4 separate regions of the Homo sapiens genome follow, and regions 1, 3 and 4 are each linked to region 2. Evidence: chromatin contacts called from ENCODE Hi-C or POLR2A ChIA-PET data. All regions are on one chromosome and are shown on one strand. The core of a region is the stretch at or near the end of the contact, and the rest is flanking DNA. Distances in the headings are between cores, read along the strand shown.

The links. A loop is a pair of places that touch in the nucleus more often than their neighbours do. ChIA-PET counts read pairs that join two places held with the same protein, here RNA polymerase II (POLR2A). Pooled maps may share reads with other maps.
Region 1: a loop to region 2 is called in a map of CD8-positive, alpha-beta T cell, with 15 times the contacts of the local background. The contact joins the promoter of RRAS2 here to the promoter of PSMA1 in region 2. A Hi-C loop is called at or near these places in 3 of 168 maps with a recorded cell type or tissue (B cell, CD8-positive, alpha-beta T cell and gastrocnemius medialis), 2 of 37 single-sample maps with no recorded cell type and 14 of 50 pooled maps. POLR2A ChIA-PET finds 5 or more read pairs at or near these places in 3 of 52 experiments (activated naive CD4-positive, alpha-beta T cell and naive thymus-derived CD4-positive, alpha-beta T cell).
Region 3: a loop to region 2 is called in a pooled map, with 2.8 times the contacts of the local background. The contact joins the enhancer-like site here to the promoter of PSMA1 in region 2. A Hi-C loop is called at or near these places in 5 of 50 pooled maps. POLR2A ChIA-PET finds 5 or more read pairs at or near these places in 6 of 52 experiments (GM12878, H1, OCI-LY7 and 3 more).
Region 4: a pooled map shows a loop between it and region 2 (2.8-fold over the local background). The contact joins the enhancer-like site here to the promoter of PSMA1 in region 2. A Hi-C loop is called at or near these places in 2 of 50 pooled maps. POLR2A ChIA-PET finds 5 or more read pairs at or near these places in 5 of 52 experiments (A673, BJ, CD8-positive, alpha-beta memory T cell and 2 more).

The regions. Positions count from the first base shown.
Region 1 is chr11:14,357,774-14,360,878 of GRCh38, forward strand. RRAS2 (RAS related 2) reads right to left here and starts at 1,410. Exons shown (of 6, transcript NM_012250.6): 1 at 990-1,410. The coding sequence starts at 1,097. RefSeq lists an enhancer at 240-339 and silencers at 580-699, 740-939, 1,010-1,509.
Region 2 is chr11:14,519,108-14,521,895 of GRCh38, forward strand. It overlaps PSMA1 (proteasome 20S subunit alpha 1), which reads right to left and starts at 1,279. Exons shown (of 10, transcript NM_002786.4): 1 at 1,190-1,279. The coding sequence starts at 1,192. RefSeq lists enhancers at 1,072-1,686, 1,221-1,410.
Region 3 is chr11:14,318,402-14,321,469 of GRCh38, forward strand. All of the region lies in intron 1 of RRAS2 (RAS related 2), which reads right to left. Among named protein-coding and RNA genes, the nearest start is that of RRAS2, 39 kb to the right of the region's middle. Within about 2 kb of position 1,735, at least 2 of the 41 ENCODE cell types and tissues checked have a DNase peak (open chromatin) inside an H3K27ac peak, as active enhancers do; they include GM12878, where a contact is called at or near this core.
Region 4 is chr11:14,269,991-14,272,905 of GRCh38, forward strand. No RefSeq gene overlaps it. Among named protein-coding and RNA genes, the nearest start is that of RRAS2, 88 kb to the right of the region's middle. Within about 2 kb of position 1,426, at least 5 of the 41 ENCODE cell types and tissues checked have a DNase peak (open chromatin) inside an H3K27ac peak, as active enhancers do.

The DNA.
Region 1 (3,105 bases), core at 160-2,659, 160 kb before region 2:
TCCTGTTATAACAGGGTACCTTCGTTCTCTCCCAGCATATGCCACACCTTTTAGGTTGACAAAAGCAGAAAGACATCGGGGCTTTGTGTTTTAAAAATCCCAAAAAAGACTACTCAAACCTCTCCCCAAGAGCAAATTCTAAGAAGGAAGAATACCACCTCCCTTTTCTTTACCACAAACCCCTGACTTACCGTCTCTAGCAACCAGAGAGGGCTGGGGGTAGGGGAGAGGGTGGTTAGAAAACAGAACGCACGACTCGGTCATATCCTAGCCCGGCCCATCCCAAACTTCACCTAGGCACGGCGAGAAGCAGGACGGCATCAGGAATTCCTAGGAAATGGTCTCACCCCATCAGAGAACATTTTTAACTTCCTAGAAGCCACCATTTCCCCGGGGCATTATCACACACTCCCACCCGGACATATTACCTAAGAGAGTACTTATAAAAAGAGCGTAACACACACACAAAGAAATACACAGTACTTGAAGCGGGCAGCTCCGGCTCAGGCGGCGCGGGGAAGCCCGGAGACCACGCGGAGCCGCGGCCAAGTTGCCACCGCTATCGCCCCGACGGTGAAGGCGCGGCCGCAGGCGGCTGGAAAAGCAGCGCGCGGGGCTCCAGCTCCAGCCCCACGCCCGGACCCTCGGAGCAGTAAAGCCCGGCTCGGTGGCCCAGCCTCTCCCGGAGGTCTCTGGCCTCGGCCAGAGCAATAAGGTGGATCGGTGCTTCCCACCCTTCCAGCTCCGCCCTCCCGACCACATTCCTGAGAAGCCCTACTCCCGCGACGCCGCGCCCGGGAGGAGGCAGGAGCGCGACGCTGCGGCCGCAGGGCAGGAGCGTAGTCGGCCCCGCGCCCTCCCGCCCCCTGGCCCCGGCCCGGGCCCGCGAGGCGCCTCTGGGGCGAGGTCGCGGCGGCCGCCCCGCCACAGGTAGCGCCAGCCCCCGCCCGCCGCCGCTCCGGCGCCCCGGGCAGGCCCGCTCCAGGTACCTGGATGAACTGGATGGTGAGCGCCGACTTGCCCACGCCGCCCCCGCCGACCACCACGAGCCGGTACTTCTCCTGGCCGGAGCCGTCCCGCCAGCCGGCCGCGGCCATGGGGACGCTACAGAGCCCAGCCTGACTGCGCCGAGCCGCCGCTGCCGCCCGCCCTAGGCCCGGCTCCGGGGACGTGTGCGGCCGGCGGGCTGCGGGCGAGCGGCCGGGCTGGGGTCCCGGGTACCGGGAGGCGTCTGGAGGGCCGGTCAGCGCGGTAGCGCGGCGCTGGGGACTGGCTGGGTACCGCCCGAGGCGCGGAGAAGCGGGGTGACGGCACGGGCCAGGGGCGGCAGCGGCCGGGGGGCGCGCTCCTCTACGCGTCTCCGCAGCGCCTGCCGAACGCAGCCTCCAGCGCCGCCACAAATGGCCGTCTGGGGGCCGGGCTGCCAGGCTGAGGTGCTGCATATGCATGAGGGGGCGGGGAGGGGCGGGGCCGCGCCGCTTGGGGCTGAGGTTCGGGAGGTAACCCGGGCTTCAGACCCCCACGGACACACCGCTCTAATCCCTAGCCAGTGAGCGAGTGCGTGAGAGTGTGGGAGTGGGTGTCAGTTGGGAGTGGGACGAAGGCAGAAAGAGTGTGTCACCCTAATTGTCTATGTAAGGGATTGTGTGGATGAAAAATACAATATGTGACGGCGTGTGCGAAAAATAGGGCTGTTGGCATATTAACTCAATTTTATAGGAGAGTACATACCCTGCTTTAAGAGTACAGATGGTGACCATATTTGTGTGAAAAACAGTATGTGACAGTGATTGAGGATTAGAGCTGTGTCACAGTAATTGAGTGTGTGATGGGCTGGTGGTTGTGACAGTGTGAAGAATGGGACAGTGGCTGAGCATGGAGAATAAGTCAGTGATTGAGCTTGCATGGGCAAGACGGAATGTGACAGATTTTGTATGTGTCAGTACAGTGTCATAGTGGCTATGTTTATGTGTGACAAATGTGCAGTAATTGGATATGAGGAGTGTGAGTGCGAGGGGTTGAACTCCTGGCCTCAAGCAATCCTCCCGCCTCGGCCTCCCAAAGTGCTGGAATTACAGGTGTGAGTCACTGCACCCGGCCTCATGGGGTTTTTAATAAGAATTAAATGAGCACATAAAACAGTGCTGCTACACAGGAAGCATTTACAGCAATCTTGGAACATGACTGCAAGTTCTTGGACTTCACTTGGTAACTCATTTGGAACCAGTAGAATGCAGCAGAAGAGATGCTGCCTAATTTCCCAGGCTAGATCAGAAGAGGCCATGCAGCTGTTCTCTTGGTATTCTCACTCCGGGAGGAACAAAGTCAGAAGTTTGACTATCATAAGACTGCCATGCTAAAGAGGCTACATGTAGGCATGCCAGTCGAAGTCTGATTGATGGCCAGGAGCAACATGCCATTTAAAAAAAAAAAAAAAAAGTCCCACTGAGCTCCCACCAGATCACCAGCATCACCTGCCAGCCATCTAAGTGAGACATCTTGGACACTCAGCCTAATCGAGCCTTCCAATGACGGCATCCCCTGTTAGCATCTGAATGCAACTGCGTGAGAGACCCCAAGCAAAAATACCCATCCAGGCCAGCCCATCCTGAATTCCTTTTTTAAAAATCTTTTTTTTTTCTTTTTTGAGACAAGATCCCTCTGTCACCCAGGCTGAAGTGTAGTGGCACAATCATGGCCCACTGCAACCTCCAACTTCTGGACTCAAGTGATCCTTCCACCTCAGCCTCCCTAGCAGCTGGGACTACAGGCACATGCCATCAAGATCAGGTAATTTTTTTTTTTTTAAGAGACAAGGTCTCTCTATGTTACCCAGGCTAGTCTCGAACTCCCAAAGTGCTGGGATGGCTGGGCGCAATGGCTCATGCCTGTAATCCCAGCACTTTGGAAGGCCAAGGCGGGCGGATCGCTTGAGCCCAGGAGTTCCAGACCAACCTGGCCAACATGGCTAAACGCATCTCTACTAAAAATACAAAAATTAGTCCGGAGTGGTGGCGTGCACTTGTACTCTCCGCTACTCCGGAGGCTGAGGTGGGAGGATCACTTGAGCCTGGGACGCGGAAGTGACAGTGAGCCAAGTTCACG
Region 2 (2,788 bases), core at 29-2,528:
TTAAGAAATATGCTTGTATTTCCATTCAATGTTAAGGCACTCTGTTCATGCAGTCTTACTGGAAGATTACTACTGTACTCAGATGTAAGCCAATTCTACATTTACCATAAACTCGTGGGAGAGGGAGAAGCAGATCTAAATGGGTCCTATTTTTCCAAACTCTTATTCTAACACCCTCCATATCAACCCCTTTAGGCTCAATTACTAAAGTTCACAATCAACTTTCTTGCCTATTTTTGCTTATGCTGCTCCCTTTTATTGGGCCCTAATAAATGGTTAAAAGTCTTCCTTTTCTTTAAGGTAGCTTAAATGTCGATTTCTTGAAGTCTTCTCCTTTTCTTCCCAAATCCCCCTAACATATACTCCCACAGCTCTTTATCTAAACGTCCCTTTCTGTTTTTATGATTAGGGACATGTATGACTTATTTTTTAATGTTCACTGTAGTTATGCCTGTACAAGTGCTGTCTGTATATTCACATTGAATGAACAAAAATGTCCTCACAAAGTTAGAGGTGGACACAAATAGCTGCAGCGATAGAACCATTACGGCTATTACGACTATTATAATAATAGTCATGGGAGTGAGATTGAGTGCTAGAATGGCAGACAGAACTGGAAACCCAGAACCCTATATTGTAACCCTGATTCCATCACTTCCCCTCTCAGCCTCGGCTTACTCATCCGCAACTAGGTGACTGGACAAAATGATTGAAAAGGGCCTCTTCTAATCGAAGTCTAGGCGAGAGATAAATAGACGGACCCACCAGGAAAACGGACGCTGTCCAGGAACACAAACCTGGGGGTCAAGTCCGCACTGGTGGTACAGGTAGGCCTCCAAGTCAAGTCTCTGTCTTCTCCTCTCCCATACACAGCACTAGGAGCTATTCTGGACCGCTCAGAATCTACTCCACTGAAGGAACCTGAGGGGCGAACTCATCTAGCTGACCGAGGAGGAAGTGTCGGAGGCTCCCCGGGAAGCGAAAGCGGTGGAAAGGCCGCACTGGCTACCGATAACCCCTAGCCCGGCCAGGCCGGAGATGCTGAATCACTGCCGGAGCCCGGCCGTCTGCCGAGGCTCTCATACCTCGTGGCACCGGGCGACGCTAAGGATGACAGGAGAGGTGGCTCGTCATCCCCCAGTCACCAGAGCTCTGCCCTAAACCTTCCAGAGATCGGGATTCAACGTACCATGGTGGCGGCGCGGGCCTGGTTGCGGCCTCCAGCAAAACTGAGAATCAAGGAGGTGCTGCCGAAAGTATCGCTCAGCGATCTACAGAGAAGTCTGCGGGAGTTTGACGGCGGCGGCGCAGGGTAGCGCAGTCTATTCCAGAGATATCGATAGGCTTGCAACACTTCCCCCTCCTTAAAACTTTCCGACCGCTCGGCGGCGGGCGGAGCCTCGGAAGATCTAGGAACTGAGACTGGCGGGAAAACCTGGCTGGGAGTGCCGGCGGCTGAGAGCTGCGGGGCAGCCCCTGTCACGTAGCCCTTCTAGGTTCCTGTGTATGGCGGATTCCCTCCAGTTTCTCCCGCTGGCGGGCTGCATCTAAAGTCGTCCGAGTCAACAGCCGTGACTCTGGGTGATACTAGCTCTCATTAACCGTCCACAGATTTGGGGTGTTATGTGACTGAAAGGAACGAGGCTGCAGGAAAGCCACAAGATAACGATCCGTTTCTGTGTGTCAGCTGTATTCTTCCTCGAGTATCTTGTTTGTGTACATGCTTTTATTTGCATTAAGGTTGGTGCAAAAGTAACTGCGGTTTTTGCCATTTGGCAAAATACTTTGGAATGCTCTTCCTTATTCCCTGGAGATGTTATCTTTCAAGGGTCTGTTGTCGTTAACCCCTCATTGTTATTATGATTGATTTCTTCCACCAGACTTTGAACTCCATGAGGGCGCTAATGTCTTTCTATGCCCCCAAAACCAAGCATGGTACCTGACAGATTAGGCCACTGAGAAAAAATGGACACTTTCTTTCGATTTATCTATTTCGTCTTTTGAGAGCATCTTTCCATAACGAAATAGTCTGACATCCACCGGCTATTTATATTCTTTGTAAAAAAGAGACTGGGTGTGGTGGCTCACGCCTGTAATCCCAGCGCTATTGGAGGCCGAGGGCGGAGGATCGCTTGAACCCAGGAGTTTGAGATCACTATATTATTTTAATACAGTGGGACCTCGTCGCTACAATAATAATAAGAATAAGAATAAGAATAAGAATAATAAAAAAAAAAGGCTGGGCATGTTGGCATGGGCCTGTGGTCCCAGCCACTCGGGAAGCTGATGTGGGAGGATCTCTTGAGCCAGGGAGATCGAGGTTGCAGTGAGCCATGGTCGCGCCGTTGCACTCCAGCCCGCCTGGGCAATAGAGATTCTGTTTCAAAAAAAAAAAAAGCCGGGCGCGGTGGCTCACGCTTGTAATCCCAACACTTTGGAAGGCAGAGGCGGGTGGATCACGAGGTCAGGAGATCGGACCATCCTGGCCAACATGGTAAAACCCCGTCTCTACTAAAAATACAAAAATTAGCCGGGCGTGGTGGCGTGCCTCAGGAGGCTGAGGCAGGAGAATCGCTTGAACCCGGGAGGCGGAGGTTGCAGTGAGCTGAGATCGTGCCACTGCACTCCAGCCTGGGCGACAGAGTGCGACTCCATCTCAAAAAAAAAAAAACAAAAAACAAAGTACTAAATTGTTCTCCAGAAATGTTTTACCAACATATACTCTCAACAGTAGTATATGAGGTTACCTTCTCTAATTCATCAACACTGGTTATTGTCGTATTTCTGA
Region 3 (3,068 bases), core at 485-2,984, 200 kb before region 2:
CTGAGGCAGGATAATCACTTGAACCTGAGAGGCAGAGGTTGCAGTGAGCTGAGACCATGCCACTGCACTCCAGCCTGGGTGACAGAGAGAGAATCTGTCTCAAAACAAACAAACAAACAAAAAAAAAAACCTTGAGTGCCCAGGGATGAGATGGCACCTATTCAATTAACCATCCTGATAAGAAAAGCAAAACCCTTCTCTCACAGGAAGGCTCCTGAGCCCAGCCAGGTGCAGCACTACCTGTGTCTCCCAGTGCTGTAGTCATTCCAGCTCAGCAGGGCAGTGGAACAGCTGAGACAGAAGAAATGTTTCCTGAGGAAGGCAGAGTGTTTAGGAAAGATAACCCAAACACGGACATTTTGTACATTCTTTCAGTCCCCACTTTGGACTATTGAAAAGTAAATATAAATCAGACTTTTACAAAACTTAAGTATTAAACTTCAAATTCCTTCAGGGAAACATATCTGTATACTTTGACTCACACTTACTGACTTGGCAACAATACAGCTATCATTTACTATGTGTCAGGCACTAAGTGCTTTACCATATTAATTCATTGAAACCTCACAGTCCATGAAGTAGGTGGTCTTATTATCGTCTCCATCATACAGGTGAGGAAAGACTTTAAGTAACTTGCCCAGTCACGAGGCTAGTAAGCATGGAGCAGAAATTGATTCCCAGCAGTCTGGCTCAATTCTGTGCCCCAAATTACATCATTACAATGAGAGCTACCTTCAGAAAACAAAAATAAATGTATTGCCCCTGCTTTCTCTAGATTCATGGAGTAACATGTCCAGATTTTCTCAAATCCATCTCCCCATACACCTCCGTCAATCCTGACATTTGGCAATAATGCCAAGCAGGAAAAGAAGCTTTTCCCAAGGTATGTGAGTAAAACCTGTACTACAATAAAAATTATATTAACTATTCAGGTTCCCTCTGTCTTTTTTTTTTTTTTTTTTTTTTTTGAGACGGAGTCTCGCTCTGTCGCCCAGGCCGGACTGCGGACTGCAGTGGCGCAATCTCGGCTCAGTGCAAGCTCCACTTCCCGGGTTCACGCCATTCTCCTGCCTCAGCCTCCCGAGTAGCTGGGACTACAGGCGCCCGCCACCGCGCCCGGCTAATTTTTTGTATTTTTAGTAGAGACGGGGTTTCACCTTGTTAGCCAGGATGGTCTCGATCTCCTGACCTCATGATCCACCCGCCTCAGCCTCCCAAAGTGCTGGGATTACAGGCGTGAGCCACCGCGCCCGGCCGGTTCCCTCTGTCTTCTAAGAGCACAGATAACTGCAAGTTTACCATACATGATGGAGAATTTCTGCTACTTCCCCTGTAAAATATTTTCAAAATATCTTACTCACTCAACTGATAAAAGGTGATAAACCTACCTAAAAGACTTTTGGTGAAGAGAAGTAAGTATCAGTTGTATTTTTCAGAGCGCAGAAAAGTTGTGTGATCAAAACAACAAAAATAAGATTATAATTCCAGTTTACTGATGGACTCGAAAAACATATACGTTATAAAACAACTAAACAACTCAACTGTAGCTATGTTACATGTTTAAAATGAACTAATCATTGTAAAAATGTTTAAAGAATGGGAATGATAGCAGAAGAAAAATGTCACCATGAGAGAGTATAAAGATGGGTTAAAGGTTTTCTTCCTGCAAAACTCAATTTGTTTATTAAGTTGTAGCACTGCCCACCCACCGCACCCCACAAAAAAAGCCACATTCATTTGAGGTCACTTTACCTCCTGCTATTTCCTTTGCAGTGAGTCTGCAAAGTTCTAATGCACGGTGCTGATTTTATTCATTGAACAGAAAGCAATTGAGTGAAACATACAAGCAACTAAACCTTTGGCATCCTGTGAAACCACAAGAGAGCAAGATATTTTTTCCCAGGTTCTAACATCTTTTTAAAGCTGTTTTTTCAAATAGCAGTATGCCTAGAATGACTGCATGCTTGTCTAGAGTCATGTGCTCAGTACCAAAAGCCAGATCAATTGACTCTGAGACGGGAAAGTAATCAAGACAAAAAATTTTAATGGATGTCTTAATTTAAGCAGCTCTCATTTACTTATTCTTTCATTTAGCTAATTTCAATCTATAAACAAAATAAAAGCAGTAGACAGTTTTTCCTATGGAAACTCATTAACACAGCTTTCAGAGTTAAGCTTCAGCTTAGCCCAGATTCCCCTTAATCAATTATTTGTTGCTTTTAGAAAAGGTTGTGCAAAAACATTAGCTAAAACTGGTTAAAATTAAAGCACAGGGAAAGAACTTTTCTGAAAGATATTAAACATACTATTAATTTATTTTAAATAGGATGGATTGGTAAAAATAAAAATATAAAAGAACTTAAGTCAAAATTCATTGTTTAAGAACCTAACAATCATAAAGTCATATAAAGTAGTATGCAGTAAAATGTGGGAAAACTATAAAAATGTTAATTTTTATAGTAACTTAACACAACAATTTAAAAAAATGGTTGCAAATGGCTGGGCATAGTGGCTCACGCCTATAATCCCAGCACTTTGGGAGGCTGAGGTGGGCTGATCTCCTGAGGTCAGGAGTTCGAGACCAGCCTGGCCAACATGGTAAACCCCGTCTCTACTAAAAATACAACAATTAGCTGGGTGTGGTGGCAGGCGCCTGTAATCCCAGCTACTTGGGAGGCTGAGGCAGGAGAATCACTTGAACCTGGGAGGCAGAGGTTGCAGTGAGCCGAGATCGGCCAGTGCACTCCACCCTAGACAACAGACCAAGACTCCATCTCAAAAAAAAAAAAAAGATTGCAAATAAGTAAACACACGACGCACGTCAATATTTTAAAATCTTATGTCTATACCATTCCTCCTTCCCCTAACATGACTAGTCAACAGCAAATTTTAGGTGTTCTCAATAAATTTCCCTTGGTGAAATGGTGGTGGGACAGGGAAGGGAACTAACTCTACAAGGATGGCACGAAAGTCCCTCATTCTTTATACTCACTTAAAAGAATGATCAAAAATTGTCAAAACTTCTGAAGTTCTTGTATAGGGGTTGGGGGTTGGGGGCTACATTTGTT
Region 4 (2,915 bases), core at 176-2,675, 250 kb before region 2:
ATTCTTCAATTTACATCCTTTGAAATCTGAAAGCAAAAGATCTACACTAAAATGTCAAATTTAAATAATGACATCCTGCTTTAGAAACCCTGTTGGTTCAGAAGGCTTCACATGCTCTGTAGGGTGGAGAGCAGAGGCTGTGTCATGGTTCAGTACCACGGACCTAGGTTCAAACCACTGCTGCACCTGAGTACCCATGAGGGTTGGGGCCAGTTATTTTACCTTTTCTGGCCTTAGGCTTCGACACAAACTCTCTCCTACTAGCAGACACCTCTACTCCACCTCCACAATTTAGACAATTCTTACACGTGGGTCTTGATGGTATCCTGTTGTAGGACTCATTGAAAGCCAACTGCACTCCACCCAACCCTCACTTCATAAATAAGTAAATGCATGCACTGTGTGAAGCTGGTTTGGGTTGCATTTCTGTCACTTATAACTGAAAATGTCATGACAAATAAAATATGCATGCATAATTTTACAGTTATCAGAGCAAAATGAAATTTGTCTTCACTTAACATTCATAATATTCATAATGTCTTAACATAAGATAGCACTCATTAACATTTTCTCATACTGTTCTAAATACTCCTAGTCTTTATAACTGATTGGTAATAGTTCTCATATTTTAAGCAGTTGCATGTTTAAGCAATTTTTCTTTACCTCAAATAATCTGTAAGTATTCACAGAAGGGAAAAGGGTGAAAACATCTTATTCAAGTCTACTGACTCCAACACCTGGAGTTGGTATAAACATAGTCCCTCTTTTTCTAGTGTTGGAATGTAACTGTTACTCAGTGGTTCTAACCTGGAATCACTAGCCTACAGAGGAAGTCAAAAGCGCCACCTGTGAAAAACACTCGACTCTCCTGCTCCCTTCCCCACTACACTAGTGCTGCCCAAATCAAGACCTGCAGCCTGATAAGATCCACAAATGAGATAAAGAAACTGAAAGCAAGTGTTTAGAAACTCTTAATTTGACACTGCCATGATATACAGGAGAATGATTATTTTCCAAATAATTCATTTTTTATAACATTTAGAAAAGTATCAGTCCACAACACTGGAGACTAACAATCTTTTAACCTGGCCCTCCAATGCAGATAAGTCTTGAGAAGCTGCACTGTGCCACTCTCCCCCATCAGAGAGGCATGTGCTAGAGTCTGCGAACTAGGTTTCTAAATTTCTCAAACGCTGAAGGATCCAGGTGTGAATACATAGTTCCAGATCTGCATACCTCCCTATCTGTGATTAAGTAACTTGCAGTGGCTTATTCTTATTCCTCTAACCTCCTACCCTGTAAAACAAGATAACTTCCCCATCTTGCCCTGCTTTTGCCACAGAATTTCTCAAAATAGCCCACACTTACTTCCTCCACATCCTTAGCCTCCAATCACACCTCAACTCACTATCATCTGGTTTCCACAACCAGAAGACTGAAATAAATCTAAGGAAGTCATCAGCAACCGCACAAGACCAGTGCAGCCTCTCACTCCCCCATCCTCTGCACAGCACTCAATGCTTTCCACCACCTCCGTGGCTTCCTTCACAAAACAGCCTCGTGGTTCTCTCCAGTTTCTGGCTACTTCTCTTGGCTTTTTGCTGCCTCTTCATCTTCTACCTCCCATGTTTGTTTTCCCCAAAGTTTTACCCTTGGACCCTCTCCTCAAACACTCTCTTCCTGGAGGATATTACCCATTCTTATCTCCTCAATCACTAAGCTCAAAAGAGACAAATTTCAAATCTGCATTCCTAGTCCGAGCAGCCTCTTTTGACCTCCAATTCCCATTCCCCATTCCCAAATGCCTCCTGGACTAACCCTGTATGGGATTGTCACATAAATTTCTATCACTAGAGAGTTGCCTATACTCCTTATTTTAATTAATAGCACCACCACCTTCCTGGTCATCCAGACAGTATTTTGGAGACTCAAACATCACTTGGATATCCCTCCAGTGTTCAGTCTCCTTCTCCCCATGTCACTGCAGTTCAGGTCTTCATTGTCTCTCTTTCTGAAATCATCCATTCATCAAATGGCTTTTCAGCACATGCCAGGCAATATAAACACAACAGACGTGATTCTGCCCTCACTGAGTTTATAATACTAAGAGAACAGATTCCATGATTCCAACAACCTCTATCTGACCACCAAATTTGCACTTCTCTGCCATTATGCTACCACTAGATTAGATCCAGGCACCTCCTGTTCAGAATCCTTGGCAGTTTCCCATTATACACAGAAGGGCCATCCTATTTAAAGCCCTCCACAACCTGATCCCAGTCTATTTTATCATATTTTTTTCCCATTGCATGTAGAATCTTTTTAGGCCAAGGTTCCAGTCCAGAATACACCCTGCATTCTGCCAACTCTGGGCCTTTCTCATCTTTCCACCCTCACTCTTCTCTCCTCTCCATCTCAAATCCTACCAATCCATCGAGCTCCAGCTTAAACACCAATTCTAATTAAGAAGTTCCCTCAGATTTTCCAGGAGAAATATATGCTACAATCCCTTCTGCTGGACAACACTTTTTGAATGCTTTTCCTACTCTGCCTTGAAAGTGGGTCCCAGCATTTGTTTTTATCACTCTAAAACTTCCTGCACTAGACTCTGAGTAATTTGAAAAAAAAGGAAAATCTCCACATTTATCCATTTCCCCAGAATGCCTATTACTGCCATGCACAAAAAAAAAAAAAAAAAAAAAACATGCTCAGTCAAGTATTTTTAATTAAAATACCTTTTGCTAAAAATTACTTTGAAATTTTAGAAGCAATCACTGGTTAAATACCCTTAAGTGATTAAGTGATGTGTTTGAAAAAGACCATTTGATTATCATCTCCTTCTATTTACCTGCCAGTTATCTGGAGGTTGTTTGCTTTTTTAGACAGTTTCGCTCTGTCACCAGGCTGGAGTGCAG